Linked DNA regions of Homo sapiens: region 1 is linked to region 2. A link is a loop called in an ENCODE intact Hi-C map of the cell type or tissue named here. Cell type or tissue: HCT116. All regions are shown on one strand. Each heading gives the region's core, and the rest is flanking DNA. Links, peaks and the distances in the headings are about the cores only. Region 1 has its middle 210 kb from the start of MANEA-DT. Region 2 overlaps KLHL32 (kelch like family member 32).

What was found. Peaks named below come from ENCODE experiments on the same cell type or tissue, not always from the same donor. Only the 100,000 strongest peaks of a DNase experiment are listed, where the experiment ranks them.
Region 1: it touches region 2 in a loop (12-fold over the local background); 7 of 110 quality-filtered maps call a loop at or near these places.

The regions. Positions count from the first base shown.
Region 1 is chr6:95,354,808-95,371,424 of GRCh38, forward strand. No RefSeq gene overlaps it. Among named protein-coding and RNA genes, the nearest start is that of MANEA-DT, 210 kb to the right of the region's middle. In HCT116, for the core only: a CTCF peak has its summit at 9,394 (motif pointing right); a DNase peak (open chromatin) is centred at 9,384.
Region 2 is chr6:97,052,064-97,068,680 of GRCh38, forward strand. It overlaps KLHL32 (kelch like family member 32), which reads left to right. Exons shown (of 11, transcript NM_052904.4): 5 at 12,565-12,663. Among named protein-coding and RNA genes, the nearest start is that of KLHL32, 140 kb to the left of the region's middle. In HCT116, for the core only: a CTCF peak has its summit at 7,588 (motif pointing left); a DNase peak (open chromatin) is centred at 7,598.

The sequences.
Region 1 (16,617 bases), core at 8,349-10,848, 1.7 Mb before region 2:
TGCTCCTGATCCAGCAAGACACCCATTGCCACACTGGATCGGGCTAGAGGCTCGCCATTGTTCCTGCATGGCCAAGTGCCTGGGTTCGTCCAAATAGAGCTGAACACTAGTTGCTGGGTTCCACAGTTCTCTTCCGTGACCCACAGCTTCTAATAGAGCTATAACACTCACTGCATGGCCCAAGGTTCCATTCCTTGGAATCTGTGAGGTCAAGAACCCCAGGTCAGAGAACAAAAGTCTTGCCGCCATCTTGGGAGCTGCCCGCCACCATCTTGGGAGCCACCAGCCACCATCTTGGGAGCGGCTCACAACCATCTTGGGAGCCGTAAGAACAAAGACTTGTCGGTAACATCTAGTGTCAGAAAGAGTCAGGAGACCTATGAGACTTAGGCAGAGTGTGGCACTAGAAGAAAAATAGAAGATGTGGGCTGAGGGGAGATGGGTGACCAAATCATGGAGGACCTTATAGACTATTACGAAGACTTTACCTCTTAATGTAAGAATTAGAAAGCCTACGAAGGATCATTGCTAGCTGCTAATACTGAGAATAAACTATACACAGCCATAAGAAAGAGTGAAAATTAGAAAATGTGTCCAGTAACTGGGTAAGAGATAATAATGTCTTATTCCAGGGCAAAGGTGTTTATACTATAGTCATGTTCTGGGTATAGCTTGAAGATTGGGTCAACAGAATTTGCAGACAGATTTTTTTTTTTTTTGAAACAGAGTCTAGCTCTGTTGCCCAGCCTGGAGCGCAGTGGCACGATCTCGGCTCACTGCAAGCTCTGCCTCCCGGGTTCACGCCATTTTCCTGCCTCAGCCTCCTGAGTAGCTGGGACTGCAGGTGCCTGCCACCACGATCGGCTAATTTTTTTGTATTTTTTTTAATAGAGATGGGGTTTCACTGTGTTAGCCAGGATGGTCTTGATCTCCTGACCTCGTGATATGCCCGCCTCTGCCTCCCAAAGTGCTGGGATTACAGGCTTTTTTTTTTGTTTTAAGAAAGAGTCTCGCTCTGTCACCCCGGCTGGAATGCAGTGATGCAATCTCAGCTCACTGCAACCTCCGCCTCCCACGTTCAAGCAATTCTCTGCATCAGCCTCCTGAGTAGCTGGAATTACAGGTGCCTGCCACCACGCCCAGCTAATTTTTTTTTTGTATTTTTGGTAGAGACGGGGTTTCACCATCTTGGCCAGGATGGTCTTGAACTCCTGACCTCGTGATCCACCTGCCTTGGCCTCCCAAAGTGCTGGGATTACAGGCGTGAGCCACTGTACCCGGCCCAGACAGATTTAATATAGGGGACAAGAGAAAGAGAAGAGTTAAGGGTAACTTTAATATTTATGAGTAATTGGAAGAATGAAGTTGCCACAGATTAGAAGAGAAAGATTGTGAGAAGAGCAGATTTAGAAGTGAAAAGAGTTCTGTTTTGGACTTGTTAAGTTTAAGATATCTATTTAAATGTTTTGACAACTAGAGGCCTGTGAGGGAAAGAAAATAAAAAGCAATTTGCTTTCCTGTAAGCCAGGTGGAAAGAGGTGGATGTGCTTCAAGAAGGAAGAAGTAAACAACTGAATTAAATGTTACTAATAGGTCAAATAAATTGAAGACTGAGATTTGACTATTTCATTTAATACTAGAATAAAAAGAAACTTCTTTTTAGAATTTGAGAAATAAAAGTAGATATTAAAAAATCCATAGAATGGAAGAGAAAATATGATTTCTAAAAAAGAGGAGAAAAATTACTGGAATTATTGGATTATGCAAGTAAAATCAGATAGATTCTAGCACAAAAGAAGTGAGGATTTTTAGCTGGGCATGGTGGCGGGCTACTGTAATCCCAGCTACTGGGGAGGCTGAGGCAGGGAGAATTGCTTGAACTTGCAGAGGTTGCAGTGAGCCAAGGTCACACCACTGCACTCAAGCCTGGGTGACAGAGCAAGACTCTCTCAAAAATAAGTGAAAAAGAAAGAAAGGAGAGAGAGAGAGAAAGAGAGAAAGAGAAAGGAAAGGAAAGAGAGAGAGAGGACGGGGAGGGAGGGAGGATTTTGCCTAGAAACACTGAGAATTCATTCGGAATAATAAGAGGAAAACCAGGAGTATTTGTACAGTTACAGGTAGATTGTAGACTTGTAGACATGATATGGAAGCATGTGAAAGTTCTCCTCCAATTTATCAAGCAAGTGTAGAAGTGGATGTTAAAGGTTGAAGAAGAGGAGATAGTATGAATTAGTCATATGGAAGAGTGGATTGTGAAGTGTAGCATGATCACTGGGTTATACAAAGAATGTCTTTGAGATTAGCGAAAAAAAAAAGCAGCCCAGGATCAGTGCTCCTTTGACAAATCTCTTTCTAGGATCATGGCCTCTCTACACGTGTGATCTAAGAGTTCACATAAAATGCCCTCTACGTCTAGTTGAACATTGTCTGACACTGGTAATGTTTGGCTTTATCTAACCTCAGTTGAATTCTTGCCCACTGAAAATAGGTTGTGATTGAAAATTCTTCAGTGATTTTTAAATGTATTCCATTCTTAATGGCTGATCTCTTCTCTCATTTAAACACAGTTAGAATTCACACTCATTAAATGATGACTTTTTAATTAGAGAAGATAGTCTGGAAAAGTCTGTGCTTCCGAAGCTTTAGTAATTTGCAAAGCACCTTCAGGAGTTTCTTCTTATCTAGTTGCGTTGAATGGACCTATGTTAATTTGTCTGTGAAGCAAGTGTTATGTACTTTGAGTAAATATTGGTAGCCTTTGGCAGTTTGAGGTAGGTAGGAGCTATTCAACTTGTCTCCCATTATCTCTATGCCAGCTGGTATGTCACAATAACTGCAAGTCTTATTCCAATTTCTGATAAAGATACAAACATTGAGAAGAAACAAAACAGCCAAGCAATCTGTTCATACAGGCTTAGTGGAGATCTCACTCTATCCTGAGACATTCCAGGGAGCACCTTGTGAAAAGTTTCACGCTGAGGTAGAGTTAACACTCTTCTGATGGCGGGATCAGCCACACCACATGTCTAGTCAGATTGGTTGGCAGAGTATTCTAGTTAATCAGAAGCCCAGGACTAAACAGATTTCTAAACCTAAAGTGGAACTCCCTATGTGTGAGAATGTCAGACTTGCCATTTTCTTACTTGTTATGCATGCAAGGGTGGGAAACTGTAAAATCATGTGTTTTAAAAGCATGTGTTTTAATATTACTCATCAATTAAAAAAATACTGCATGCACCCCTAATGACAATTATTAAATGTCCCCATATAGACTTTAATGACAATATTGAAGTGCTTAAACATTCTGAACTAAAGATTCCTGATTTGGATAGTGCAAATGCCAACCAAACACTTGGTTATAATCAAGGTTATAAATCAAGGTTAACTAAAACACACGAATTCACATTGATATAATATTGTTTATGTGGAGTAATTCATCCTTGCTCACCGAAATCAGAACCAGATAATCAGTACTCTTACTTCATGCCATTTGCATATATGTATATGTAATGTGTCTACTTAAATGTCTTCCTTGTCAATATGTACATTAAATAATAAATTTGAGAACTAGCTATATTTCATTGTAAAAAATGCACTTTCAATAAATGCCTGACTCGAAAATGTTTGGTAGACAGTCTAAATGAGGGTGCACTTTGAAAACTTAATGACTTTAATATTCATCAAAGTAAATATAGTCTTGGTATTAAAATTATATTTTCAGAATAGCATAAATATGAGAAGGTCTATCAACTCTGTACTATTATTAGTATTAATAGATTAAAACGCACAAGCATTGCCAAAAAGTAAAAATAATTTTCTCTCCATGTGGTATCCTAGTGAAACACAGTTTACAACAAATACATAATTTTAAAAAATTTAATTACATTATTTTCCTATAATTCTATTTTATAAAATCTATCTTAATAATTATTTAACAAACCCTCTGAAAATAGAATCAGAAGAATCTCATCTCTCTTGCTTATTTTTAATTAATGTATATTAAATTTCTCTCCTAATAATAAGTTATAAGACAATTCTCATTCAAATAAACTTTAGATACCAGTAAAGGACTCTCATTACGTCAGGTGGAACCTAAAAAATTAGCCTTTTAGTATACCAGATTTATTTATTCTATTTAGAAATAAATATATTTCCATAATACTTGCCCTTATAGTCTTCATTTTACTATATATTATACAGATACTTTATGAAGAATTTTTTCAGCTACTTTTAACTGCACTATTTTGTCCCAAATTAAATAAAACTAGCTCATTTTCAATCATTTGCATGATCATGAACAACATTGTAGCAATAATTAATTAGCTTCCAAAATACTTGAAAACTAAATAAAACATTTATGTCAGTAAGGTCATAAGGGAAAATGTGATAGAATTTGAACAAAAGGAAGGGGAAAAGAGGAAGAATTTTAGAAGAGAGAGAGAGACACAGAAGGCAGAGAGGCGAAAGATGCAGAAAAACCTGAGGAGAAAATAGTGTCAGATCCAAGTATAAGATTATGCTCTCCAGTTGCATTGGTTCCAAAACTCAAAAATTCAAAAATTTTAAAAATAAATACAAATTTATAAGACAATTTTTAGAGATGCAAAAAAATCTGGGGGGAAACATGAGAGATTATATCAAAAGAGATAGTCTTGCCCCCTCAATCTCTAATAATCTCTACTCTTGACCGTGACTCTCATCTGTTGACTTTATTTCTTCTTCACTAAGAAAATTAAAACAATCAGAGAAAATCTTTTATAGACTCCCACTACTCTAAGTACCAACCTTCTACATCTGTACCCGTGCATTCTGCCTTCATGAATACTCTCCTGTCCAAGGCTATTTCCTTTCATATGTGATAGTTCCCATGCTCTTTTGTCTATTTATGAACACTGTTCCAGAAATTCTCTTCTCATTCTCATGATTGTCAATTTTTTCTTCATACTTGATGATTTTATGAGCTCAAATATATGCTGTTATTTCTGTCATGATGAAACATAAATGACTCTCGATCTTATTTTTCTTTCTGGGGCAGCACCATTTCTCTCCTCCCATTACCACAGAATTCATTGAGAGATTTCTCTGTACTTCGAATCTCCAATTCCTCTTTTCTCATGAACCCACTATTTTAAGTTTTCCTCTCACTACCCTCTACAACTCTTATTAATAGCACCAATGATTGCCTCTGTTAAATATTCAAAATACTATCATAATTTTGTTTTCTTCTGTCTAAAAGGACACTCCTTCTCAGTCCGTTCTGCAGATCTTGTGATGTCTCCAATCTTTAAGTGCTGGCATTCCCCAGGTTCATTTCTTAGTTAACTAATCTATCTCTATTCATTCTCCTGACGATCTTATCTAACAATAATTCTCTATCCCCAAATTTATATTTCCAATCAACCATTTCTCCTGAGCATCATGAGGACTTCATTGCTTTTTTGTCAAGTTAACAAATCAAAACTACAAAGTTATTCTTCAAAACTTTCTTCTGTGTGTTGTTTAATCACAAGTATCTATTCAGTATAATCTCTCCCATCTTCTAGGAAGGCTACATATAAAGAAGTGAAACAGTACTGTTGACTTGGGGCAGCAACATTTGGAGATCCCTTTCACTACTGTGATGCTAAAAGTCTTGAAGAATGTCTGCTCTATGTTCAGTGCCACTGAATGCCATGTGTGGCTATTTCTCCAACAATGAAATTATAGCCAATGAAAATACTACATATACAGTTATTTTTGAATAAAATGGGATACATCTACTCATGATAAATTTCTTCTAATTCAAAAATATAATCATATCACATTTTTTAAAAACCTAAAATTACTATTATAAATTATTTCAGGGATTGGACTAAGGTATGAGGTAACTGGAGTATATACTGTTTTTGTTTTTTTATTTCACCTCAGACTCTACTACACATTTAAAACTTAGTCTGCATTTAAAACTTAGATATTTTATTCATCCATTTTGCATTACTTTTTAATATTTAAATATTTCTTGAGATATTATTTGATTGTTGAGTTTTGTGGTAACTCCTTAAATTTTATGCCTGAGGCAGTTGCCTCACTTTTCTCACTGTCATTCCAAGCTCTTTTGCAAGGGAGTAGATAAATATAAAAAGTACCTCCTACATGCCTTTGTTTGTTTGGCATATTTCACAAAGCATAACTAGAACTACCTATTTTATTAGCCAGGATGATTTCTGCCCTCACCATATAAGTTGGACCATTATTAACACAGCTATGTGGAGATAGGCCCTTGAGATTATTAGCAAGTGTTTCAGAATTAAAAGTCATAATCCTTAAAGAAATCTATTTCAACTCTGGGTTTAATTAATGGGAAAATATACGTACACAGCAAACATTAAGTATAAGACTGCACTTAAAAATTAAGACTCCTGCTAGCTGAAGGGGTGGCCTGCCCCTCCACACCTGTGGGTATTTCTAGTCGGCTGGTATGAGAAACTGAGAAAAGAAGACAGAGAGACAAAGTATAGAGAAACAACAGTGGGCCCAGGGGACCGGCGCTCAGCATACCAAGGACCTGCACCAGCACCGGCCTCTGAGTTCCCTCAGTTTTTATTGATTATTATCTTCATTATTTCAGCATAAAGGAACGTAGTAGGAGGGCAGGGTGATAATAAGGAGAAAAACATGTGAGCAATAGAATCTACATCATAATTAAGTTCAAGGGAAGGTACTATGACTGGACGTACACGTAAGCCAGATTTATATTTCTCTCCACCCAAACATCTCAGTGGAGTAAAGAATAACTAGTCAGCATTGCTGCAAACATGTCTCACCTCCCACCATAGGGCGGTTTTTCTCCTATCTCAGAATTGAACAAATGTACAATCGGGTTTTATACCGAGACATTCAGTTCCCAGGGGCAGGCAGGAGAGAGTGGCCTTCCTCTATCTCAACTGCAAGAGGCTTTCATCTCTTACTAATCCACCTCAGCACAGACCCTTTACGGGTGTCGGGCTGGGGGACGGTCAGGTCTTTCTCATCCCACGAGGCCATATTTCAGACTATCACATGGGGAGAAACCTTGGACAATACCCCGCTTTCAAGGGCAGAGGTCCCTGCGGATTTCCGCAGTGCATTGTGCCCCTGGTTTATTGAGACTAGAGAATGGCAATGGCTTTTACCAAGTATACTGCTTGTAAACATTTTGTTAACAAGGCACGTCCTGCACAGCCCTAGATCCCTTAAACCTTGATTTCATACAACACATGTTTTTGTGAGCTCCAGATTGGATCAAAGTGGTTGGGTCAAAGTGGCTGGGGCAAAGCTACAAATTAACAACATCTCGGCAAAGCAATTGTTCAAAGTACAGGTCTTTTTCCAAATGGAGTCTCTTATGTCTTCCCTTTCTACATAGACACAGTAACAGTCTGATCTCTCTTTCTTTTCCCTACACTAGCCACCCAAGAAAATAAACTGAAAGCTATTAGAATTAACAAGAGGGTTCAGTAGAGCAGCAATGTAAAAAAAAGAAGAAATTAATAGCTTTTCTTCAGACCAGCATAAACCAGTTGGATAATATAATAAGAACATAGAACACAACAAAACTTAACTGAGACATTTAATATATGGACAGAAAAAAAATGAAGCATCATTATATACTTGAATTGAAAAAGAAAATACTATAAATTAAAATTCTTACATTAATTCGCTAGTTTAGGGCAATACCAAATAAGAACCAACAAATGGTACTTTTAAAACTTGAGGAGTTTTGACTTCTAAAATGGCAGAGTAAGACCTCTGAAAATCTACTCCTCTATGAAAGCAACAGAAACACATGCAAAAACTATCAAAATCAACTTTTCCTGAACTCTAGACATTAATCAAAGTGTTGTAACAATTTGAGAAGTGTTTACACAAGAAGAAAATGGCTGAATATGTAAGAATATTGCAATTTATGGCATTTTAACTTTCCCTAATCTCATCCCTCTCTCTTCAGCTTCAAGATAACCCTAGAAATCAAGTCTTTCAGCCAGGTGTGATAGTTTTCATGTGTAATCCCAATTACTCAGAAGACTGAGGCAGAACCCAGGATTTAGAAGCTACAGTAAGCTATGATTACACCTTTGAACTCCAGAACTCCAGCCTGAACAATAAACTGAGACTTTTTCTCACAATAATAAAAAGAAAAAATAAATCGAGAAGCTAGTCTTCTTACAGTAGCACAATTCACAGTTGCAATTGATGTGGAACCAACCTAACCGCCCATTGACTAATGAGTGGATAAAGAAAATGTGGAATATGTACACCATGAAATACTACTCAGCCATTAAAAAGAATGAAATAATGTCCTTTGCAGCAACTTGGATGGAGCTGGAGATCATTATTCTAAGTAACACAGGAGTAGAAAACCACTTATAAGCTTATACGTGGGAGATAAGCTATGAGTATGCAAAGGCATACAGAGTGATATGATCGACTTCAGAGACTTAGAATGGGAAGGGTGGGAGAGAAGTTAAGGATAAAAAACTACACATTACATTACTACATTACTACACAATGTATGCTACTCGGGTGACCAGTGCACTAAAATCTCAGAACTGACCACTATATAATTCATCCATGTAACGAAAAATCATTTGTACCCCAAAAGATATTTAAATAATTTTTTTTAAAAAAAGAAATCTAGTCTTCCAAATGCAATAGCTATTAAAACCAGCAGTTTGGCAGCCACTAAGTGAGGCAGAATAAGGTAGGAACTCCCTAGAAGTCCTGTCTGCAGAGATTTGTCACTACTTTACGTGTCTGGCAGCTTGTTAGAAAGCACTATTCTCAGGTTTTGTCTTTATCTGACCTTAGTTGGAGCTCTCGCTGTTTGTGAAGAGCCCTCTTCTCAGGATTTTGCCAAAAATAATCAACAGCAATTGTTTAACATCACAGCTGCCTAATGTGGCTTTATTTGTTGGGAGGAACAAGAACTTGACCAAAATACAAAAGAAAATACTGAGGACTGACATGATCATAAGAAACTTTGCAAAGCTAAACATAACCAAGAAATCTAGGAGGCTACACACATACTCAGGACTGTGCACATGCCCAGGAAAGGACTGAGACAATACTGTCAATCACAATATTAGTAGAGCTGTTGACAATTAAAACAAAAAAATGAAGCCTAACATTTTAATTTAACTTTTAATAAATATTCCATGTTTATTAAAAATATATTTGGTTTTAAAAAATTATTGGTGGCGTCTATAGAAGACATACTTTTCTAATATATATTTCTTAGGAGTTGCTGTATTTTGCTCATAATATTTACATTATTAGCATGCTAGTCCTGAAGAAATAGAAGAAGTATACCATTGTTGAGTTTTGAGTAGTGAATCTTCCATTAAATTGTTTTCCCTGAATAAATAACTAGCCTGAAACCACTAGAGGGCAAGCTTTACGTTATAATGAAACAAGAATCACTTTCACATCCATAGTAATAGCACACATTTAAGGTGTGCTATTCTCAAAATGACTATTTTGAGAATAGAAATCTAATTTCTGTATAACTAACTTTTTTCTTTAAGAGGTAAATAAAGGTAAAATCACATTTTATATATATTCCTAAATTTAGCTACTCAAGAGCAGTAATTTTTAAACTTTAACATGGCAATTTTTTAGAATCAGTATTAGACGTATGAGTCACATGCAATTCCGCATCTTCATAAAATGATATTCAATATCAAACAAATACTGTTTCCTAGTTATTAATTTACAAATAAGTTACTGATTAAACTAATCTGTGTGCTTCCTATTCCCTGACCCCTAAATAAGGCAAAAGGAATTCAGCCTAAAACTTTGGCACCTAGGCTTAAGAGAAAATCTCTGTATATGGCACAGAGTTCTTTTTGTCATTGCAAAAATATTTGAAAATGATAATTCATTGATAGGTCACACCATAGCATGTGTGTGTTATACATTTCATGAAATTCCTATTTTGCTATGAAAATCTGATAATTAGCTAAACTGACAGTCAATCTAATCTTGGCACAAATATGTATATAATGACCTATGTTAACAAATATCCTGTAGTTTTTTCTCTGTTCCCTGGGTGTGCTCTGCTGCTCAGGAAAACATGGATCATTAGACAAGCACATTTGATAATTTGTAGCAAGTATTGAGCACTTAACATTTAAATTGTATTATGTAACTTGCTCATAGACACAAAGTTGGTGAGTGGTTGAGCCTGGATTACACTGATACCTGACACTTTCTTCTGAAGTGGTAGTTATATTCCAAGTAAATCTTTAAGGTTCAAATAACACAAAAAGAAGTACTAGCTAGTTGAATCAGATTGTAGTTTGGGAAAGGATGGTGTCAGACTAAGGGGTGGCTGTATTAGGCCCTTCTTGCGTTGCTATAAAGACATTTCTGAGACTTAGTAATTTATAAGAAAAGAGGTTTATCATTCCATCCCTGGCCCTTCCCAAATCTCATGTCCCTCTCATATTGCAAAATACAATCATCCCTTCTCAGTAGTCCCCACAAAGTCTTAACTCATTCCAGCATTAACTCAAAAATCCCAAGTCCCAAATCCAAACTCTTATCTGTAAATGAGTTCCTTCTACCTATGAGCTTGTGAAATCACAGCAAGTTATATACTTCCAAGATACAATGAGGTATAGGCATTGGGTAAACATTCCCATTCCAAAAGGGATAAATTGACCAAAAGAAAGGGGCTACAGAACCCATGCAAATTCGAAACCCAGCAGGGCAGTCATTAAATCGTAAACCTCCAAAGTAATCTCCTTTGACTCTGTTTCACATCTAGGGCACACTGCTGCAAGGGGTGGGCTTTCAAGGCCTTGGACAGCTCTGCTCCTGTGACTTTGCATGTTCAGCTCCCAGGGCTGCTCTCATGGGTTGGAGTTGAATGCCTGTGGCTTTTCCAGATGCAGGGTCCATAATGCTAATGGATATAGCATTCTGGGTTCTGGAGGACAATGCCTCCCTTCTCACAGCTACACTAGGCAGTGCCTTATTAGGGACTCTGTATGGAGATTGCAACTCCACATTTTCCTTTCAACTTCCCTAGCAGAGGTTTTCTGTGAAGGCTTCCCCACTGCAGCAGGCACTTGCCTGGGCACCAAAGCTTTCTCATAAATCTTCTGAAATCTGGGTGGAGGCTACCAACCGTTCTTCACTCTTGTATTCTGTGCACCTACAGGCTTAATGCCACATAGAAGCTGCCAAGGCTTATGGCTCGCATTCTCCAAAGTTGCAACTCAAGCTATACCCGAGTCTCTTAGAATCCTAGCTGGAGCTAGAGTAGGCATATATGTGGAGCAGTGTCTTGGGATGCACAAAACAGTGGGACTTTAGGCTGGGCCATGAAACCATTCAGTCTTTATAGGCTTCAGGGCCTGCAATGGAAAGGGCTGCCTGGAAGATCTCTGAAATGCATTTGAGGCCTTTTAACCATTGTTTTGTTTATTACCATTTGGCTCTGTTTTAGTTAACCAAATTTCTCTAGCATGAGGTTGATCCACAGCCTGCTTAAATTCCTCTTCCAAAAGAGCTTTTCCTTTCTCTGCTATATGGCCAGGGGCAAATTGTTTAAACTTTTACACTCTGCTTCCTGTTTAAATATAAATTCCAACTTTAAGTCATTCATTTGTTCCTAAATCTGAGCATAGGTTGTTAGAAGCAGCCAGACTATATCTTGAACACATTGCTGCTTAGAAATTTCTTCTGCCGGATATCCTAGGTCATCATATCTCAAACTCAAACGTCCACAGATGCGTAGGGCATGAACAGAATGCAGTCAATTTATTTGCTAAGGCATAACATGCATGACCTTTGCTCCAGTTCTCAATAAGTTCCTTGTATCCATCTGAGATCTCTACAACTTGGATTTTATTGCCCATATCACTATCAGTATTTTGGTCACAACCGTTTAACCAGTCTCTAAGATGTTCCAACCTTTCTGTCTCTTTCTGTCTTCTTCTGAGCCCTCTAAGCTATTCCAACCTCTGCCCATTACCCAGTTCCAAAGTTGCTTCTACATTTTCAGGTCTTTACAGAAATCCCCCACTCCTCAGTACCAATTTTCTGTATTAGTCCATTCTTGCATTGCTATAAAGAAATACCCTAGACTAGGTAATTTATTTTTAAAAAGGTTTACATTGGTTCATGGTTCTGCAGACTGCACAGGAATCATAGTGGCATATGCTTCTGGGGAGGCCTGAGCTTACAATTATGGAGTAAGGGAAAATGGGACCAGGTACATCACATGGAAAGAGAGAGGAGAGACTCTGCAGGGGAGGAGAGGTGACACACATTTTTACATGACCAGATCTCCCCAGAACTCAGAGTGAAAGCTCATTTATCACCAAAGGGTTGGGCTAAGCCATTCAAGAGGGATCCACCCCTATGATCCCAACACCTTCCACTACTTCCCACTTCCAACACTGGGGATTAGAATCCCACATGAGATTTGGGCAGGGACATATATTCAAACCATATCAGTGGCCTAGCTATAATCAAGTGACATTTTGAGTTCTTAAGTGACTACTACCTACAACCCCCTTAATAACTTGAGAGATATCAGTTATAACCATCTAACCCTCAGTACACTGTAATTTTTTAACACAATTATGCTACATGAAGAAAATAAATGGATTCAAATTCAAGATCATCAATTTATTCAGTGCAAATCATTATATATTATTTTTAGTAAACTTGAATACTTGTGACCCATTGTGATAGCCAGATTGTCTGGATGGCCCCAGTTAAGAGTTTTCCTGAATCCATGTCCTTGGCAATTTGGCTTTGCAGCTACTCCCATTAAGAGGCAGAATCTGTTTTCCCACCACTTGTATCAGGTATAGTTTTACTTACTTTGGCCAAAAAAATAAAAAGAAGCAGAAGTAATAGAGTGGCCAGTTCTAACCCAGACCTTAAGCAGTTTGCATGCTTCTACTGACATTCTCCCCTAATCTTTGTTCATGCCATGTGTCCATAGCAAGCCTGGCCTCCTGCAGGTTGGTGATAGACACATGAAGGATGAGACAAGTGAAAGAGGGCCAGCAATTAGCTGCAGAAGCAGATCTGCCTAGCTGATCCCCAATTCAAAAGTAGGACCACGAGGGAGTTTAGCTGTTACCAGCTGTAGAAGGCAGAATAATGGTCCCCCAAAGATATCCATGTTCTTATCCCTGGAACCTGTGAATATATTATTTTAAATGGCAAAAGGGACATTGCAGATGTGATTTAATCTTAAAATCAATAGGTTATGCTGGATTATTTGTGTGGGCTCAGTGTAATCATAAGGGTCCTTAAAAGAGAGAAGCAGGAATGTCAGAGGAGATGTTCTGACAGAAGCAGAGGTCAAAGAGAAAAGGGAACTTAATGATGCTACACTGCTGGCTGTGAAGACAGAGAGGAAGGTGCTATGAGCCAAAGAATACAAGTGGCCTCTTGAAGATGAAGAATGGAAGGAAGGGAAAAACGTTTTCAGAAGGAAGACAGCTCTGCTGACATTTTCATTTTAGCATTGTAAGACATATTTCAGACTTCTAATCTTCAAAACTGTAAGATAATAAATTTCTGTTAAGTTACTAAATTTGTAATAAAGTTACTAAAGTTGTAATTTGCAATAGCAGAGAACTACTACACTAGCCTAATATATACCCTGCAGACGCATCACTTAAATAGTTGTTTTGATTTGAATTACTAGATTTTGGAGGTGTTTTCTTACCCAAATGCTCACTGGTATACACTTTGAAGTAGAAATTTTGTTTTTTCTGTATAAAAACACAACTATTTAAAAATGTGAGGCAAACATGTGAATCCCTAAACTAACAAAGTGTTTGCAAAATAACCAAAGGGGAAAGAAGAGGAAGAAGGGGTGAACAAGTTGCATTACCAGCATTTATCTTTTTCAAAATGTAAATTATCTCTCATTTAATCTATAAAACAACCATAATGTGGTATATATTAAAAACCTAAAATACATATACAATGTGAGTTCCGTAGCTAAGAATGAGAGGTCTTGAAACAGATGTGAGTCTAATAAATAGGGAAATTTATAACTTTCAAAATTGTAGTACTAAGAAAAATAAATATAATAATATGACATATAAGAACACTAAAAGGTTTTATAATCAGTGCACAGTATTAGATTAAATCCGTGACCTAGGAGGTTTATAAGAAATTCTGTGCTTCAGCAGAATGTATCTTCAGGTGAATGCCTGCCTCAGTGAGAAGTAATGTAGTTGTAATGCAATAGTCAAGACAGAAGAATATCATGCTAGCTTTGCTTTGAATGACTATATAAATAGTATCAGGAATGTTTGAAAAAATTTAATATTATAACAAAACATTCTGATGTCAATAACTTTGCTAAGAACTCTAGGGCTAATGGTGGTTTTTTAACAGTCTTTTCTAAAGCTACTTTCGTCATAAATGTTGCACTGTGTAATCCATCAGAACATCAATTCCAAGCATGAAAAAAGAAATACAAAGACATACAGTAGTGAACCACAAGAGAAAATATCACCTAGTTTTTCTTTTTGAATATATAGCTCCTTTGAATTGAAATAATTACATTTCATAGACTGGCATTCCAAAATATAACCAATAGCATTTTCATCACCTTCCCACAAAATTCTTCCTGTTTAATAAATGTCTTTTCAAAGAAAGCACTTAATTTTATACTGATATTTAATTTATATCTAAAGTAATCCTATCAGATAAAAAAAGAAGTGATATTAATTTTAAAATATATTTTATTTAACACATTATATCTAAAATATTTCAAAAGGTAACCAACAATTTGTTAATGAGTTATTTTGCATTCATTATTTTTATGAGGTCTTTAAGTTTCAATATAAGCTTCACATTTATTTCATATCTAAATTCTGATTAGCCCTTAACATTAGGCCATCATTAAGTGCTCAATAACCACATGCTGCCGGTCGCTATCACATTGGAGAGTGCAGCTCTAAAAAGAAGTAGTGAAAGAGAAAAAGGGTTATTGACATCACCTTGCAAATAAAAAGATAAAAAAAAAAACTGTGGTAATATCCTAATTGCTTTTAGAAACCTATGATTCTTAATTGTATGTGTCAACTTGACTTGGGTTAAGGAATGCCCAGATAGCTGGCGAAACATTATTTTGGCGTGTGTCTGTGAGGATTTTTCTAGAAGAGATTAGCTTTTGAATCAGCAGACTGAGTAAGGAAGATGGCCTCAACAATGTGGGCAGGCACCATTCAATTCTTTGAAGGATAGGATAGAACAAAAAAGCAGAGAAAACGCAAATTGCCCCTTTCACCTTGAGCTCGGATATCCAACTTCTCCTGTTCTTGGACATCTGAGCTCTTGGTCCTAGGGCCTTCAGATTCCAGAACTTACACCACTGGCTTTCCTGATTCTTCAGCTTGCAGAGGGGATGGTATGGGACTTTTCAGCCTCTGTAATCAAGTGAGCCAATTCCTCTAATAAATGTCTTTGTGCTGTGTTCATATATATCTGTATATATGCTATTGGTTCTGCTTTCCTGGAGAATCCTGCCTAATACAGGATTCATCCCAGAGCTACTGAATTAAAAATGTTGGTAGGACCTGAAAATTGTAATTTTACAAGGCTCTTCAGATGCAGTTTTGTAGTTTTCAATATGGGTTTGGGGAACTACTGATTACTGTGTTAAGGTGGCTTTAAATTCTAATAGGTTACAGGGTAGCAAAGCTTGTAGAGTCATAGAGCATTTAGGTTGTAGAGTCATGTAGACTTTGATTTGAAATCAGACTCTGAAGAATTACCAGTCGAATGTCACCAAGTTACTTTACCTTTTCCTGAGCTTTGGTCTTTGATAAGATTAAGACTACATACCACATAAAATTATTAATGGCATAAAATAAAATAATATGTAAAGGAATTTGCAGAGAACCAAGAAATCTGTTTTTGCTCATTATAATGTTTCTGAAATCCCCTCATGACCCCAAATGGCATTTCTAACTCTAGATATTTGCAAAACTGGGTGGCTTAAACAATAGAAATTTATTTTCTTATAGTTCTAGAGCCTAGAAATCCAAGATCAAGTGCCATCTTGGCTGGTTTTTAGAGAGGTGTCTCTTAGTGGCTTGCAGCCTGCTGCCTTCTTGCTATATCCTCATATAACCCCTTTGCTGTGTGTCTGCAGGAAGAGAGAACATGATCTCTGGTGTTGTTCCCTCTCCTTATAGGGAAAACAGCCCTGTTAGATTAAAATTGCACACTTATGACCTTATTTAACCTTAATTACCTTTTTTTATTATCTCCAAATATAGTCACATTGTGAAGTAGAACTTTGAATATAAATTTCTTTGAGAGGAGGGACACAATTCAGCTCATAACTTTGTCATTGGTTAGTATCACCATGTACTTATTGTTCAAACACACACCTGGAGACTTTCAGAACAGTTAGGATGGCTTGAACATTAAAACTTACTCCTTTGCTGCACTATCTCTAGCAAATCAAGAATATAATCAGTATTTGTACTGATGTAACTCTGGCCAATGTCTCTATATTTTGGAGATAGCTTTAGCCCCTACTCATCATTAAAATATTGGACATAAGCTTCCATAATTGCTCAGCAAAGCATGCCAACTGACAAACAA
Region 2 (16,617 bases), core at 6,192-8,691:
TTACACAAATTACTCTAAGCACCAATAGAATTTCCTAACCATATGTAAAAGAACAAACGAAAGAAGTTTGTGTTTAAAATCCTTTATATTTCAGTGTGTACATGCTGGGGTACAACCCTTCCAAAAGACATAATGAAGTAGTCTCCTGTCTGCCCCCATAGGGAGAATCACCATGATTGGGACAGCAGATGCACATGCAGATGCAGACTGGTGAATGAATGTTGTACTGTCAACTCAGATACCACAAGGACAGATCCCAGGTGGCATGTGACATGATTTTCCAAAATAATGAACAACTCTTGGTATTATACAATTCTAAACAAAACAAAGTAACAGTCTTCTCTTTGTTTTTATGGGCGTAGCATTCCTGGAAAAGCCAATGTATTCTGACACAGAACATCAAAGAATGTGTTTATATGTAAAACAGAGTTAGGTTCGGGGCTTCAATCTGTGTAAACAAATGTTTCACTTCTTTGCACACCCAGCAGGGCATTCCGGCGTGCAGGCTGTAGGTCAGTCCTCATGGTTGGTGACCGCCCTGTGTGTTGCCTGGCATCTAGCCTCCCAGCCACTGCCCAATAAAGGCCAATATTGCCCACCCTCCTGGGAGGACCAGAAATATCCCCGCAAATTTCCGAATTTCCCTGAGAAGGTAGTATTGACTCGATTGAGAAGGACTTCTTAAATATTTTAAATTTTATACCTAGATCAAGCCAGAAAACCAGAAAACTGGATGTCTGGGTCTTAAATAATCTCTTTATTAACCTTCACTTTTTATGCAATGTTCTATAATATAAACTTCTGATGGTATTATTAGAAGTATTATCAAGCAAATCATTCAATAACCCTCTTAATGTCTGCTGGGAAATTTCCATTACATCTCAGGGTCTGGAGAATCTAGAAATCTCCTTAGTATTTTCACCTTTTAATCTTGCATTAGGTTACATTTCTTTTTCAGTTTTGATGCTAGGAAGCATAGAGCCACATTGTGACCCACTTATAATAGTTATGAGGATGGATACACACACACACACACACACGCACACACATTCTCTCCTGACCTCATATTGTTTCCTCTTTTCTCTTGCTTTGAGTTATTTTTATTCTTAATATTTAAATGCTTGTATTGATGCCTCAGATCCTTTTTGAAATGAGGCAGAGAAGATAATAAGTAACTAGACTGAATAAAAAGATTTGAGACCTCTTTCTGAACATTTTTGGAATCCCAGAGGGATCTTAATGTTAGTTGTAGGCATGAATGCTACAGCCCATTAGCTCTGCCTATGAAAATGAAGTGCCTCCAAATTCCCAGCTTGCTCCATAAATAAATCATTCCACACATTTCCCAAATTTTTTTCCTCCTTGTTTCAGCACTAAATATAAGGATACTGCAAATTCTATAAAAAGAAATTACTTTATCTTTGAAAATGAAAAAACACAACCCAAATTTTTATAAAATTATTAATAAGACTAAAAGTAAAAAAATATTTTCACTTCAAATTCTCACTTACTTACATGTTATATGTTATCTTTCTGCTTTCTTCGGATGCCCATTTTCTTCAGATGCCCATATGTCTATGTGATTTTATAAAGATTTTGTGATTGTAATTTACTTCAACTTCTTTTCTGGAATTAGGTAAGATATAAGTACATTTGTTTTTTTTAATTTATATACTATGCATTTATATGCATAGTATATAATAAATGTATTAAATAAATTTATTGTGTACTATGCCTTTTATTTATATACTATGCATTTTTATTTATATACTATGCATTCATACATAGATATTTTGTAGTCTGTGCATATACTACACATACACTACAAAATACATAGACTACACATAATGTATGCATAGACTACAAAACATCTTATTTTCTTTCTTTTCTTTCACTTTTCCTTAAATATTCATAATAAGGAATTCTTTTTTCCTTAAAATAGAATTCTTGAGCCCTCTGCTGGAAGTATTCAGTATTTGTATGAAGCAGCAGTATATGGGAGTTTTACAATTCTAACTTAAGTTTTTTAAAAAGAAAGCAACATGATAGCAAAAATATATGGTCAAATTGTAATTAATATCAGGATAAATAATTTGCTAAACAGTACTTTTAAGATGATTTATATTGGAAGTTATATTCCATTTGAGTAAAATAATGATGAGAACATTCAAATGAAGGCATAATTTGAATGTATTGAATACTCTAAGTTAACTTGTGAATATTTTATTTTTGTATACTTCATAAAAACCATCCATTTACATTTTATTCTCAAATTTAGATTCATTAATTCAGCAAATACTTAATGAACACCTACTATATGCTAAGGACTTACTAGTTGTTAGGGATGCACTGATGAGAAAATGTACATTGGTGCTTTCTCACAGTAGGTCAAACTGTGATTGGAAATGCCAGATCAACACACCATTGCATTTTTAAGAAATGGATTAGCAGGGATCTGAATTATTTGCATATATAACATAGAAAAATACCTGAGTATGTTTGATGCTTCAAAAGTTGCACTAATTCAGGTAGGAGAATGGATAATTGAGTTGTAGTTCTTTGTCAAGGACTGCCTGAAAAATAAGACAGTAATTTGCATTATACTTTGCAGGAAGAAAATAATAGGCATTTATTCTATAGTAATTGAATAGACAGATATAGCACCTTAAAAACTAATGATAGCCATTCATCTCTATGTATCATGTATCTGTCAAAGTAGGAACAACTTGGCACAGCCCAAAGAATACAGCCTGTACTCCCGGCTATTCGGGAGGTTGAGGTGGAAGAATTGCTTGAACCCGGGAGGCAGAGGATGCATTGGGCTGATATCGTGCCACTGCGCCCCAGCCTGGGCAACAGAGTGAGATCCTGTCTAAAAAAAATATAAGAGAGGATAAAAATTGATTCCAGCTTGTGGCATCTTTGGAGAATTATTTGTTGAATCCAACTGTAAGAATCAATTCTGCTGGTTGGCACTGGAGAAAGTCACTGTTTTCACTTCAAATCCATGACCCCAAATCTCAGACAGATACCCAATGCCAGGCAATGTTAATCTGTTTCCCTAGTAAATTTGCTTTCCTCCTCTTCTTGATGAGTTTCTCACCCTCTCTCTTCTCTTTTTAGAGACATTCCCCTCACTAACCTACCTCCAGTACACATATCATAAGGAAAAGTCACCGTCCATTGAGAAAATAGAAACAGAAAGGAAGATCTTCATCATCTTACCATCAAATTCTCAACCCTCCCTGTTTCTGAACTTATTCTGGGTATATCCCTCTTTTACAGTGGGAGGGGTATCCCTGAACTGTCAGAGACTAATCTCCCCCACGTAGGGTCCAGATCCACTCCCTCCGACTCTGTCCAATATCACTCCTGTTATCCTGCTGCTGTCTCTTCTGCCATCAGTTTCTCCTCTACTGCATTCTATTGCTCACCTTTAAGAATCCTTTTCTTGCCAGGTGTGGTGGCTCATGCCTGTAATCCCAGCACTTTGGGAGGCCAACGCAGGTGGGTTACTTGAGGCCAGGAATTCAAGACCATCCTGGCCAACATGGTGAAACTCTGTCTCTACTAAAAATACAAAAATTAACCAGGTGTGGTGACATGTGCCTGTACTCCCAGCTAGTTGAGAGGTTGACGTGAAAGAATTGCTTGAACCTGGGAGGTGGAGGTTGCAGTGGGCCGATATCGTGCCCCTGCACCCCAGCCGAGGTAACAGACTGAGAACCTGTCTAAAAAAAAAAAAAAAAAAAAAAAAAACCCCTTCTTATTTCTATATTCCTCTTGAGCTACCACTTATTTCTCTGACTCTTCTCACAGCAGAGCTTATGAAAAGTGTTACATAAAGTTATTTTTCCTCACTTTCACTCATTTATCACTCACTTTTCCACTCCAAGTCTGGAGGCTTTTATCTTCATCATTCCACTAAAACTGTTCTTGGCAGTCACAAATATTGCCAAATCTAATTAAATACTGTCATATGTGACCTCACAGCTTCGTGCAGCATAGCCAGCCTCCCTTTTCTTTTTTTTTCTTTTTTTTTCTTTTTTTTTTTTTTTTTGAGATGAAGTCTCGCTCTGTCACCCAGGCTGGAGTGCAGTGGCACGATCTCGGCTCACTGGAAGCTCCGCTTCCCGGGTTCACGCCATTCTCCTGCCTCAGCCTCCCTAGTAGCTGGGACTACAGGCGCCCGCCACCACGCCCGGCTAATTTTTTGTATTTTTAGTAGAGTCGGGGTTTCACCATGTTAGCCAGGATGGTCTTGATCTCCTGACCTCGTGATCCTCCCGCCTTGGCCTCCCAAAGTGCTGGGATTACAAACGTGAGCCACCAGGCCCGGCCCACCAGCCTGCCTATTCTCTCTTGGCCTTTGTAACACTGCTCACTGTGGGCTTTTATTCTGTGCCACCACCAGCCTTCCCGTCACTCCTTTCCAGGTGGCTTTGCTTGCTCCTCCCCACTCTGTAGGCTTCAAATCCTTCCTGCTTCAGAACCCTCCTGTTTAATCCAACTAGCTTCCTTGGTGATGTCATCCAGACCCAAGTTATTTGGTATTGACAAATAACTTGCTATTATCTTATGCTATTGACTCCCAGCCCCTACCTATACTCTAGACCAAGGATCAGCAAACTTTTTTTGTGAGGAGCCAAAAATAATTCAGTAAATAATTCAGGCCATATAAAGTTTCTGTCACAGCTGGGTGCAGTGGGTCACGACCATAGTCTCAGCACTTTGGGAGGCCAAAGCAGAAAGATCGTTTGAGCCCCGGAGCTCGACACCAGGCTGGGCAACATAGCAAGACCCTGTCTCTATTTTAAAAAGTAAATAAAGTTTATTTCGCAACTACTCAACTTAGCTGTTGTAGCATGAAAACTGCCAGAGACAAATATGTAAATGAATAAGCATAGCTATGTTATAATAAAACTCTATTTATACTTAAATTTGAATTTCATATAATTTTCATGTATCACAACATATTATTCATCTTTTGGGTTTGGGGGACTGTTTTAAAAAGTTAAAACTATTTTTAGAAATTAATACCCCAAAAATTAAACAGGCGTAAATCTAACAAAATATGTACAAAAAATGCAGTTTTCCTATGTGAGTATCTTTTTTTTTTTTTTTTTTTTTTTTTTTTTGAGACGGAGTTTCGCTCTGTCGCCCAGGCTGGAGTGCAGTGGCGCGATCTCGACTCACTGCAAGCTCCGCCTCCCGGGTTCACGCCATTCTCCTGCCTCAGCCTCCTGTGTAGCTGGGACTACAGGCACGCGCCACCATGCCCGGCTAATTTTTGTATTTTTAGTAGAGACGGGGTTTCACTGTGTTAGCCAGGATGGTCTCGATCTCCTGACCTCGTGATCCGCCCGTCTCGGCCTCCCAAAGTGCTGGGATTACAGGCGTGAGCCACCGCGCCCGGCCGAGTATCTTTTTATATGCTTATTTGCCACCTGTCTTCTTTGGTGAGGTATCCGCTCAGATCTTTTACACCCCCCTCCCGCCCCCATTTCAAAAAATCAGATGGTTCATTTTTTTCATTGTTGAGTGTTAAGATCTTGTTTTTTGATATTTTGGATAACATTCCTTTAGCAGATGTATCTGTTGCAAATATTTTCTCTTAGCCTATGGCTTGTCTTCTCAATTTCCTAATAGTGTATTTTGTGGAGCAGAAGTTTTTAATTTTAAAAAAGTCCAAGTTGTCAATTATGTCTTTCATGGACCATGTTTTTGGTGCTGTATCTAAAGAGTCATTGTCATACCCAAAGTTATCTAGATCTTCTCCTATGTTACCTTGTAAGAGTTTTCTAGTTTTGCATTTTACATCTACATCTGTAATCCGTTTTGAGTTTATTTTTGTGAAGGATTTGAGAGCTGTGTCCAGGTTCAATTTTTGTATGTGAGTGTCCAATTAATCTAGCCCCATTCTTGAAAAGACTATCTTTTATCCATTATTATTATATTATCTATAATATTATCTATGCTCTTTCATTGACCATATTTATGTGAGTCTGTTTCTGAGCTCTCTGTTCTGTTCCATTGATCTGTTTCTCTCTTCTTTTGCCAATGTCACACTGTCTTGATAACTGTAGTTTTTTTTAGTCTTGAAGCGGGTATTGTCAGTCCTCCAACTTTGTTCTCCTTCAACATCGTGTTGGCTATTTTGGGTCTTTTGCTTCTTCATATAAGCTTTAGAATCTGTTTGTTAATACACAAAAAATAACTGTGGGATTTTGAATAAGATTACATTGAATCTATAAATTGAGTTGGGAAGAACTGACATCTTGACAATATGGAGTCCTTTTTATCCACAGACATGGGCCATCTTTCCATTTATTTAGTTTTTCTTTGATTTCTCTCATCAGAGTTTTGTAGTTTTCCTCATATATATATGTGCTAAGTCCCATGGCTAATGCCCTGATTGCCTACCAATATTCATTTCCTCTTTTTTCTTTATATAGAACTCTAATTTGATTTGGGACTATGGTGCATCTAGCCATAAAAATTTAATTTCCCAGGCTCTTTTACAGCTATGTGTAGCCACCCAGCCAATGAGATGTAAATGGAAGTCTCTGTAACAGTGTTTGTAAGAAATCTATTGTTTTTCTGATAAACAATGCCAGACTCAGCTGGCAAATGTTTTTTGTTCTTTGACCTCTCCTTTCTTTCTGCTTTGAATGTAGACATAATGCCTGGTGGTATGGCAGCCAATTTGAGACCATGAAACCACAGCCTGAGATTTGCCAAGCAGGAAAATACAAGGAGGCTGGTTGCCACTCTAAGTGGCCTAATCCAAATGTTATTGGAAAAGTAACCCTTATATTTGTTTAAGCTGCTTTGTTACATATAGACACACACAATTGTAATGATACACAAGCATTCTTTTGGTCCTTAAAACAGTTTTTGAGGTAGACATCATTATTTTCACTGTACAAATAAGAACACTGAGGCACCTGGAGTTGAGCTGTTCTCCCAAGTTGATTCTGTCAGCAAGTGTAGGAGCCAGGATTTGAAAGCAGACAGCGTGACCTAGAACACATGGGCTTATTAGTTCACCAGATGTCTGTGGAGACCCAGGATGAGGTAGGGGTGGGGAGAGATCTTGCCAAGCTTTGTATAAGGAGTGGATTTAGAGTTGGATCTTGAAATGAGTAGGATTTTGACATATGGAAATTAAAGGAATGAGGAGGACATTGAAGATGGAGAACAAGGTATTGCCTGAGTGTGGAGACTAGTAGATTACTGGCTTTAGCAAAGGGACCAGAAGGTCATAAAACTGGAGAAAAGTTTTTAACAGCAGGTTGGGGCTACATGGTGAGGTTTTCCAAATACAAGCCTCAAAAGTTTGAATTCTCTGATTCATAGAGAACTACTGAATTCTAGCCAGTATTGCTCAGATGGAGCACTTCAACAGGCATATTTATGAACATTTCCCAATATGATCACAACATTTAGAAACTGGAATTCATGTGTTTTATTATCCTTACCTGAACTATGTTTTTCTTTCTTAAAAATAAACTTCAGATGTCAGATATAGATGTGCAGTGCATGAGTCAATTTAGAAAATTCTTTTCCTTTAAATGGCTGCCACCTTGTGGATAAAAAGTCCTTAGTGCAGTGGTTTTGAAACTAAAACTAGATTGGTAGAAATTTCTCATAGCTAGATAGATCTTGTGTTTCATGTTCCATCTGTGAGAATTCTGTCATAAATAACTTTATGCAAAACATTTTATGTGTGTTGAATATATGATCATTTAACAGCTATTTATGCTGTTGTATCCAGTTCATTTGATGATTATAAATTCAAGATTCTGATAATTTGCCATTCTGTAATACTATACAGGAAAAAAAAAATACCAAAGAAACAAACTATAAAGAAGGGAGGAAATGTAATCATTTATTCTCATAAATGGTATTAGACCACTCTAATTTGCAGTTGTACAAGCGCTTGTTTTGCTTGCAAAAGCGTGTTGTTCATGTGCACACATGGTATGTGTGTTTACTAAAGACCTTAGTTGTCTGATTTTAACATGCTCAAATCCTTCAGTCCACTGTACACATAGACCAAGAAGCAGGTAATTAAAAAATCTCCTTATGCAAGAAATGAAGAAGATAGCTTTGAAGATCTGAAGATACAAAATTTTCTGAAGATGCCAACTCACTTGATCACAGGCAGGAGAAAAAAAAAGGTCACACTGAGACTTACCATGGCTGTTAAAGACAGTCCCTACCAGCCACCAATCCAAGAGGCTAGGTATAAGGGAGAGGGAAAATAAAGAGAAAAAGAAGACAGAATTGAGAGAGTGGACATCTGATGATCCAGGAGGATGAGCTGAAGAAGGAGGGGCAGGGATGCCCTGGGGACTGTGGGGTGTCCCTACTCCCACCGCTCAGTCCCAGCTCCACCCTCCCAGAGCCCCCATGTGAGGTGTGGGCACTGACTGAGGTGGCCCACGTCATCATGCTCTATACAGAATCTCACCTCAGGTCCCATTCTCCTCCTCTTTCACCGGATTCTGGCCCCATATTCTGCCTGGAGACCAGGAGTCCCAGTCTTATTGCAGTTTAGAGGGTCTTCATTGGAGATCATGCAAATTCTCCTGTCTGCTACCAACCCTGCTTGGATTGGTGACCAGAGGACATGTTGGCACACAGTATTCAAGAGTGCCTCCTACCAGGAGGGTGATTGGGCCACCTCATGACTGAATTCTGACATAATTTCTCCTACCAGGTACCCATCCCCTTCTCCTGCACTTGTGGGTTTTACACTATTACTTTGTCACACCATTCTGTGTCACCCTAAATACAGCCACTGGTCGGTTCTTATCCCCACCAAAATGAGTGTAGAGTTTCAGCATTTGGAATGGGAATCAGTCGTGGCCCTCTCCTTATTCATATGACCTTGCCTGCTACAAATTGCAGGAGATGTTCCTGGGCCAGACCCAAGTAATGAGATGTGATCATCTCATTACTTGGTGAGGTGAGACTAGAGGTGACCTCTCTGCTAGCACTGTCCAACATCCCTCATTCGAGAACAGCCCCTTGTGTTCCACCACCTGGAGGTCAGGCGGGGAAAGAATCCTCTATACAGGTGGTTCTGTGAACAAGAAACATTCATGCCCCCACCTAAGTTTGCTCCTGGTTGCATCAAAACCTGTTTGCAAATCTGGAGAAGCCCCAGCTCTACAGGTGAGCTCCACCCAAGCAGGTGAGCGTCACTGGGGGTAGAGGCAATGCCCAACCTAGTTTGGCTTCTTTTAGGGTTTCCTTTCCCCCCACTTCCCCCAGCCCGCCCCATCCCGCCCCTGGATTCTGGACCACTTGGCTTTATGTATCTAGCATTTTCTTGATCTCTTGTTATTAAGACATTTTGTCTTGTCCACTGTTTATGCCTCTAGCTGTGATATGCTCCTCCAGACTGATGAGTGACTGGATGTGTCAGGCCACTCACATTAGCTCCTATTCCCACCCTGTGTGCTTTCAGATCTTGGGGAACATCTCTTCCTTCCTGCAGGTGGTCCTTGAGTCACCCTTCTTCCTATCTGTCCTGGTTTGAGTGTCAGACTACATGTTGATGGGTATGTTTCTGAAATACCTAAATATAATGCTTGGCAGAAGTTAAATGCAGCTGTCTTAGTTGTTCTCCATAAACCTGTGTGTTTGAGATCCCTTTTTTTCTGCAGAGGTTGTTCTTTTGGCCAGTCCTTCGAGGCAGGTGACAGATAAATTCACCACACTGTAAATCATGAGGAGACTTGACCTTTGATTTCATTGCTGGCCAAACACAAATTCCCTGGAAAAATATATTCGAACAGTCAGTCACCAAAGAGCAACAAAGCTGAATCAAAAGCCTCTGGTACAGTGAGGTTTGCAAACACTGGTTCTGTTTCCATAAGTGAGAACAGCTGTCCTGGTAGGGTTTCTTTCTCCAACCCTTTAAGAGCACTTAGAGATTTTCTGTGCTAAAGCATATTTTAGAAAAACTTATGTTATAATGAGTGGAAGGAAAAAACTACAAAACAAAAAATAAAAAAAGACAAAAACAATCGCCGTATGGGTTTTTCATGTGCAGGCTTCTGGAAGTCAGCCTGCTGGACATGTAACACATGCTATGGAATATTCATCTTGTCTCTCTGTGATCACTGTCTTTGTGTTTGCTATTAGTGAGCCTTGGAGGTTATCATAAATACCAGTTGTGTGAAATGAGCGCAACTGACAGGATTTAAAGGCTAAACCAACCTTTCTAATCCATCTATTCCCCATTCTCCTCCTTAGGCCATGCCTCTTCTGCAAGACTATACAACATCCTTGCTCCTCTGATGGGAGCTGCACTAATTTCGTGAATGTCAGTCAAAGCCTCCTTCCTTGAGGAGTTGGCGAAAGACGGGTTTCTCTTTCTGACTAGATGGAAAAGGAGATATAAAGATTTTTCAGAATAAGATGAGTGTTGGTATTTTTGCCACATGTGCTTAACTTTTTCACTTCTTTACTTTGCCACTTAGAAATATAGAGTCCTTTTTTCTTTCTTATAAAATTAGTTAAAATTGATTCTGAATAAAAAACATGTGTAGAGATCAATTAATTCATTAGCATTTTAATTAAGTAACTTCATGAATATTGAGCAACAGCTATGTGTGCTGAACATTGTTCTAAGTGCTGGGGATACAAAATAGACTAAGTCCCTGCTCTCCTGAAACTTATACTGAGCAGAGAAAAATTAGCAAATAGGCAAAAAGATATATAATGTGAGGTGGTAAGCACTATGGTGAAGAATAAAACAAAGTTAGGAGCTAGGGAATGATGGCTGTTCAGGGGTGGGTTACTGTTCTACATAGGATGGTCAGGGAAGGTATCTCAGGTAAGACGTTATCTGAAGTATATGAGGGAGTGGCCCAGGCAGAGCAAACAACTAGTTGTAAACACCAAGGTGCTCAGCATATTCAATAACTTTTTAGGTTATAGTGGAGACTTTTTGGATTTTATTTTCATGGAGATGGAAAGTCTTCAGAAAGTTCTGAATAAAAACAGTGACATGATTTCATTTGTGGTTTTAAAGAACCAGTCTGGTTGATATTATTAAAACAGATAGTGTGAGTGGACAAAGGAGAAAGCAGTGCAACTAGCTAGGAGGTGATTACAGTTAAGTTTAGGAAGAGGAATGGACTGGACTAAAGCAGTGATTATCGAAGTCATGAGCAGTGATTGAATTCCGAAACTATTTTGAAGATAGAACCAGCAGGACTGGCTGATGGATTCGATATAAGGCCTAAGGAAAACAAGAGTCAAGAATGACCCTGAGGTTTTCAAACCTACCATCCAGTAGAAAGAGAACCTATAGTGATGCAGGAACAAGAGGGGAGAATTGCAGGCAGAAGGGGTTGGGATCAAGCACACAAGTGGACTGTTGGGGAGAGCAAAAGGTACTGATACAGATGTAGGTAGATAGGTTGGTAGATTTGGTGGTAAGAGGTTTTCAAAGATCATGAAGTGAAAATCCAGTGGCAGAGAAGGAGTTGGAGGCTTGAGAAAGGAGCGTGCTGAAGTAGTAGAGTGGAGGGGTGAATTGACTAGTGCCTCCCTGTGCATCAGAGCCACTCAGGACACTTGTTAAAAACACTAGTTGCCTCACCCTGAAACTTACTGATTCAGTATGTCTGGGAGGCTCCCAAGAGTTTGCAGTTTAATAAGTTCCTAGGTGATGCCAATGCTGCTGGTCCAGAGACCAGATTCAGGAAGCACTGGGCTGGGGAAATGGGTTAGAATGGAGGGCTGGGGCATCACTAAAGGCCTCCTTGCACCTGGCAGTAATTCATGTGAATTTTGTCAACATGGTCGTGTGCCTTTTTTCCAGCCCTGATCAGCTGCTCAAGAGCTGGCAGCAGTAGGTAGATAATTGGACTTAACAAAGTGAAAAATTGGTATCACCAGGATACTTGGGAGGCATTACCTCTATGTGATGTCTTTGTATTCTGAAAATGCTAGTTGAACCTCCTTTATTTTAAATAGAAAGGATAAGAGAATCTGAGACTGAGAAAGAGGAAAATGGAAGTTTGCGTATGAAGCTTACTGTTGTAGGACTTAGAAGTAAAATGGACTAATATCCACCTCTGGTCTTATATGGCAAGGAGAAACATATGCCCCTTTCCCTAAAATACCTGTTTCTGTGGTCTACTAAAGAGCAAAATTCTGAAATATACTTTGAAAAACTAAAACTCAGTTCTTTTGCATTTTATAAGATTATATCACAAACTGAATTTTAAGAGGGTTATGTTTTTCTTTGAAAATGTTTATACCCTTCTACAAAAAAATAAGTGGTTAAGTGCAGAGCTTCACACACACAAATGGTATCAGCACATGCAGTAAAGAGAAAAATTGGCTGTTAGAGTAAGGGCCACAGCTCATTAATCAGAACAGGAAGAGAAGAACTGACTTCCATAAAAAGGAACAGTGTTAATTGAAATAGAGTACGTAAAGCAGCAATTTAAATATACTATGGTATATCTACATATTAAGCAGCATTATATTTTTAAGTGTAACTGATAGTTTTATTTTTGTTAACAAACAAAACAGATTTTGCTGGAGCCAGGTGTGATCCAGGATGTGCTAGCAGCGGGCAGTCACCTACAGCTGTTGGAGCTTCTCAATTTATGCTCCCACTATCTCATCCAGGTATGTGAGCTTGCATCCTGCTCATACACCCTTCACATTCCTTTCCCCACAGTCATAAGCTGGCCCCCAACAACTGGAGCTGAATGACAGGTAAAGTGGGGGTGGGGTGTGGGCTGTGGTAGTAGAGTTTCTCCAGGACACAAGCTGAGAAGTTCCTAGGAGGGCGGCTGCAGCTCTTGCATCCAATCACAGAAGCAGGAGTCTTCCTCCACTGTCCTGCCCACCTTAGGTCCCCACGACCATTGAGCAGCCGATCAACTCAGTGACCATGCACAGGGTTCCCTGCAGGAGCCGGGGGAGGTGTCGCTAAAAGGAGTCCTAGTCCGAAGCAATATTGTCTGGTTATGGAAATAATCACAAATGCAAGAAAAGTCTAATAGTCATTGAAGATTTCAGTAACAGTATCTAGTAAATCACAAAGTCCTATGTAATTAATTACCATGTGAACTTCCCAGGCAGTAAATGCCGGAGAAGGGATGAGTAATGTGCGTATTCCTCCCTGATTTGCTGGTCAGGAAAGGCCCCATGAGAAGGAGGGAGAGAAAACCCCCGAACACCAAGCACTGACTGTGTGTTCACAGTTGTTTCACATTCAGTCCTCACAATAACTTTGCCCATTTTTATAGATCTAAAACATCAGAGACTCAAAATATATCCAACTTGTCTGAGGCAATATGGCTGGTAGGACGTTCTGATTCCAAAGACCATTTCTTGGTTGGATGAAAACTTCTTGTTAGGTAGGAGTCTGTGGGGCATCTTAGGCAGACAGCATGGCTATGAGTCTCTTGGACTTTATAGAGTGTTACTAACTAATTTGCAATTTTAGGATCCTCCCACTTCCCCCACTGGTGTCACCTTCACTTGCATTTATTATAGCATTAAAAAATTAATTTGAAGAAATAATAAATTCATCACACAATTTAATTCCACTATCTTTGTGCATATGACATGATATTAGTGAGCAGAAAAGTTTTGTTTTCCTGCCCAATTACTTTATTTTCCTTTTAAATCACTTTCTGTAATTTTAAATGTATACTTTTATCATTGACTTCTGTTACCTCTTAGGTAGTTTACAAAGCTCTTTCTCATCTAGCATCTTATTTAATCTTCCCAGCAACCCTGGAAAATAGGAACCAGCACTTCCCAGGGAGACAGTGTGAGGAAGGTCAGCCATGTTCACCTGAGGAAAATTCAAATACAGTTTATGGAATTCTTATGATTATTTGAGCACATTTAATCTAACAGTAAATGGTTAATGATTTTTTTTTACCTTATTTTCCTTTCTTTTCCTCTCAATATTGTTACGTGGTATAGGAAAGCTATTTTTAATCCCTTTCTGCCTGTAGCAAATGGGAATCATGTAGAAAGGTTATAAGACTTCAAAAGTGTGTGTTTGACTTGTGAAATTAAAATTACTTTTATTTGACATTTCTACATCAAATATTGCAACTTGGGCTTTACGCATCATCACCTGATTCACTTTCCCCATGGCAGATAGTAATCAGTGATGCATGCTGACACAGTTTGGTTAGAGCGTTAGTTATCATGATGTACATTATAAATGGTGTGTATATGCAGGGGTGTGTGGGTATACCTAAGCCTATAATTTTCTGTAAGTGAGAATTCCAGATGAACATTAAAGGTCCATGGGTATTTTCCTCTATCCCATCAGATGGGTGATCTGTTGAGATACTAAGTGACTTGTATACTTTGGAATTTAACTTCTGCATTTCATTATTGTGCTGAGGTAAAAGTGTAGCATGCATACATGCTTGTGGACCGTTATTATTCAGGCTTCTTGAATAGTGGTTGAAATTTTCACTGACTTTTCACAAATGTTTTCATTTTGTCATGTAACTTTACTTTTTCTTTTTATCTGTGATTATTGCAAGATGTCAAACTTGTAGAAGGAAATTTTGACTATATGAGTATCAAAATCATGTCGACGTAGAAACCTTCCTTATTTCAGCCTTTAAAAAATATATATACCCTGCTTCTCTCTTAGGATTATAAAAATCACAGACTGGGTCAATTCAATCTACTTTTATATTTTGATATAGTCTCCATAGCTATATCTATTTGCTGTGTTTTGGTAATATTGTTCAACTGATTTTTAATTTAATGTGGGACTATTTCATTGAGTATATAAAAATAATATTTTATTAATGTGAAAAATTCCCAGTGCTTAAAATGTACCCAGGAATTGTGCCCCTTCAATCAATGCTGATATATTCTCTATCTTTGTGTGGTACTTTGTCAACTAGGAGTTTTTGAAACCGCTCTCTTCACTAAGATGTCTGGTATTGTTTTGTTGTTCTTAAAATGCCATTCTTTCTTTGGTTTCTCTGCCAGAGGAGTGAAGGGCAGACCGGCTCAAATATACCATTGCCCTCCAGTGCTCACTACAAAGCAGCTCCAAGGGAAACCGTTGGTGGAAGCTCCCTGAGCCTCACCATCCTGCAGTTCCTGTGAACATGTAAATGGTGCTGCTGCCCTCCTGAAAAGGAAAGGGATACCTGGCACTGTGTGGGCTCCTTTCTCTTTCATTTCCTCTGGCAGGCTGCTGAGAAAAGGAACCCCACATGGCAGGAGCAGTGCTCCTCTGTGTCAATGAGGACAGCTATTTAATTAGCCCCCTAATTAGCCTTCTCACAGGTTCTCAAAGCATGTGTGTGGGAAAAAGGAAAGCTGGGCAATGTATTTAATGCTAATTGATGGGGGGGTGCCTTTCTTTAGGCTCCCATTAATCTTGTCTATAGGTTACAGTACCCTCCTGAGCAGTCTGCTTGTTTCTAGCCTCAATCTGTGGTAACCCATGGCCCCCAGACCATCACTATCTTTCCCAAGAAAGGGAACCACATATATTGAGGGCCTATCCATGCTGAGTGTTTTGCAGGGACTCCCATTTCCACTGCTAAGTCACCCCTTAACACTGGTGGGTGTTGTTTTCTTTTTACAGATGGAGAAACTTAAATTCAGAACTAGGATGTTGATCTGGCTTGAAAACTTTCATTAGCTACCCTGATCATCATTCAGGTGCATTATTTCTCCCACAAAAGTCTTTAGCCTCATCTTCAAGGCCAGGCCTGTTCCTCCCTGGCTTCATCTCCAGCCACTGTGCCTTTCCTAGCCTGCTTTGTTCTGGGCCCTAAGGCAGAGTTTTCATATTGGGACTTGCCATTAGGGGAGAAGATTCATTGGTAGATATCCTCAGTGGCGGGCAGAGCCTCTCAGTCCCCTTTAGATTGTACCAAGGGGTAGGAATGGGGAAAACTTCATACAGACACACACACACACACACACACACATACACACACCATCACCTCTGCTGATGCACAATGCCATAAGATCAGGAATATTGGCAACTGAATTTTGTGTTACATCTCCTGCAAGTGATGCATCAGAAGCTTTGATGAAGATGTCTCTTTTTTGCCGTTACCTTTCCAAAAAAGAAAAAAAAAAGTTTATACATTTTGTATCACCTTGCCCAAGCATATTATATTGTTTTATTAACAACCATTCTTTATGTGCACCAAGTATCATTGTCTTTTTAATAATATGCAATTTAAATGTATTGATAAACAGAACCATCATGTAGACTTTTCAAATAAAACCACCAAAGTACTGAATACGCAACTCCCTTTTTGATAGGAATATAGGTTTAATATCTATTGCTAGACAGCAGGTGGCAGTGTGAATCCACCAGAATTCAGTAGTTAATTTAAAGCAAAAATCAGAAAAAATAATGAAAAGAAAAATTATTTATTTTGCTACATATTAGTCTTCTGACCTAATCAGTAAAAAAGTCATTATTCACACCACACTGGGCAATATGCACTGTAATTTTTAACAAATAATAGGAAACTGTTAATGTGTTCACAGGAAATACAGTTTTGTCTTGGGCTGCTGTGGTCATTTATCAGCACACTTTGTGAAATCACTCATTTGTTCTAA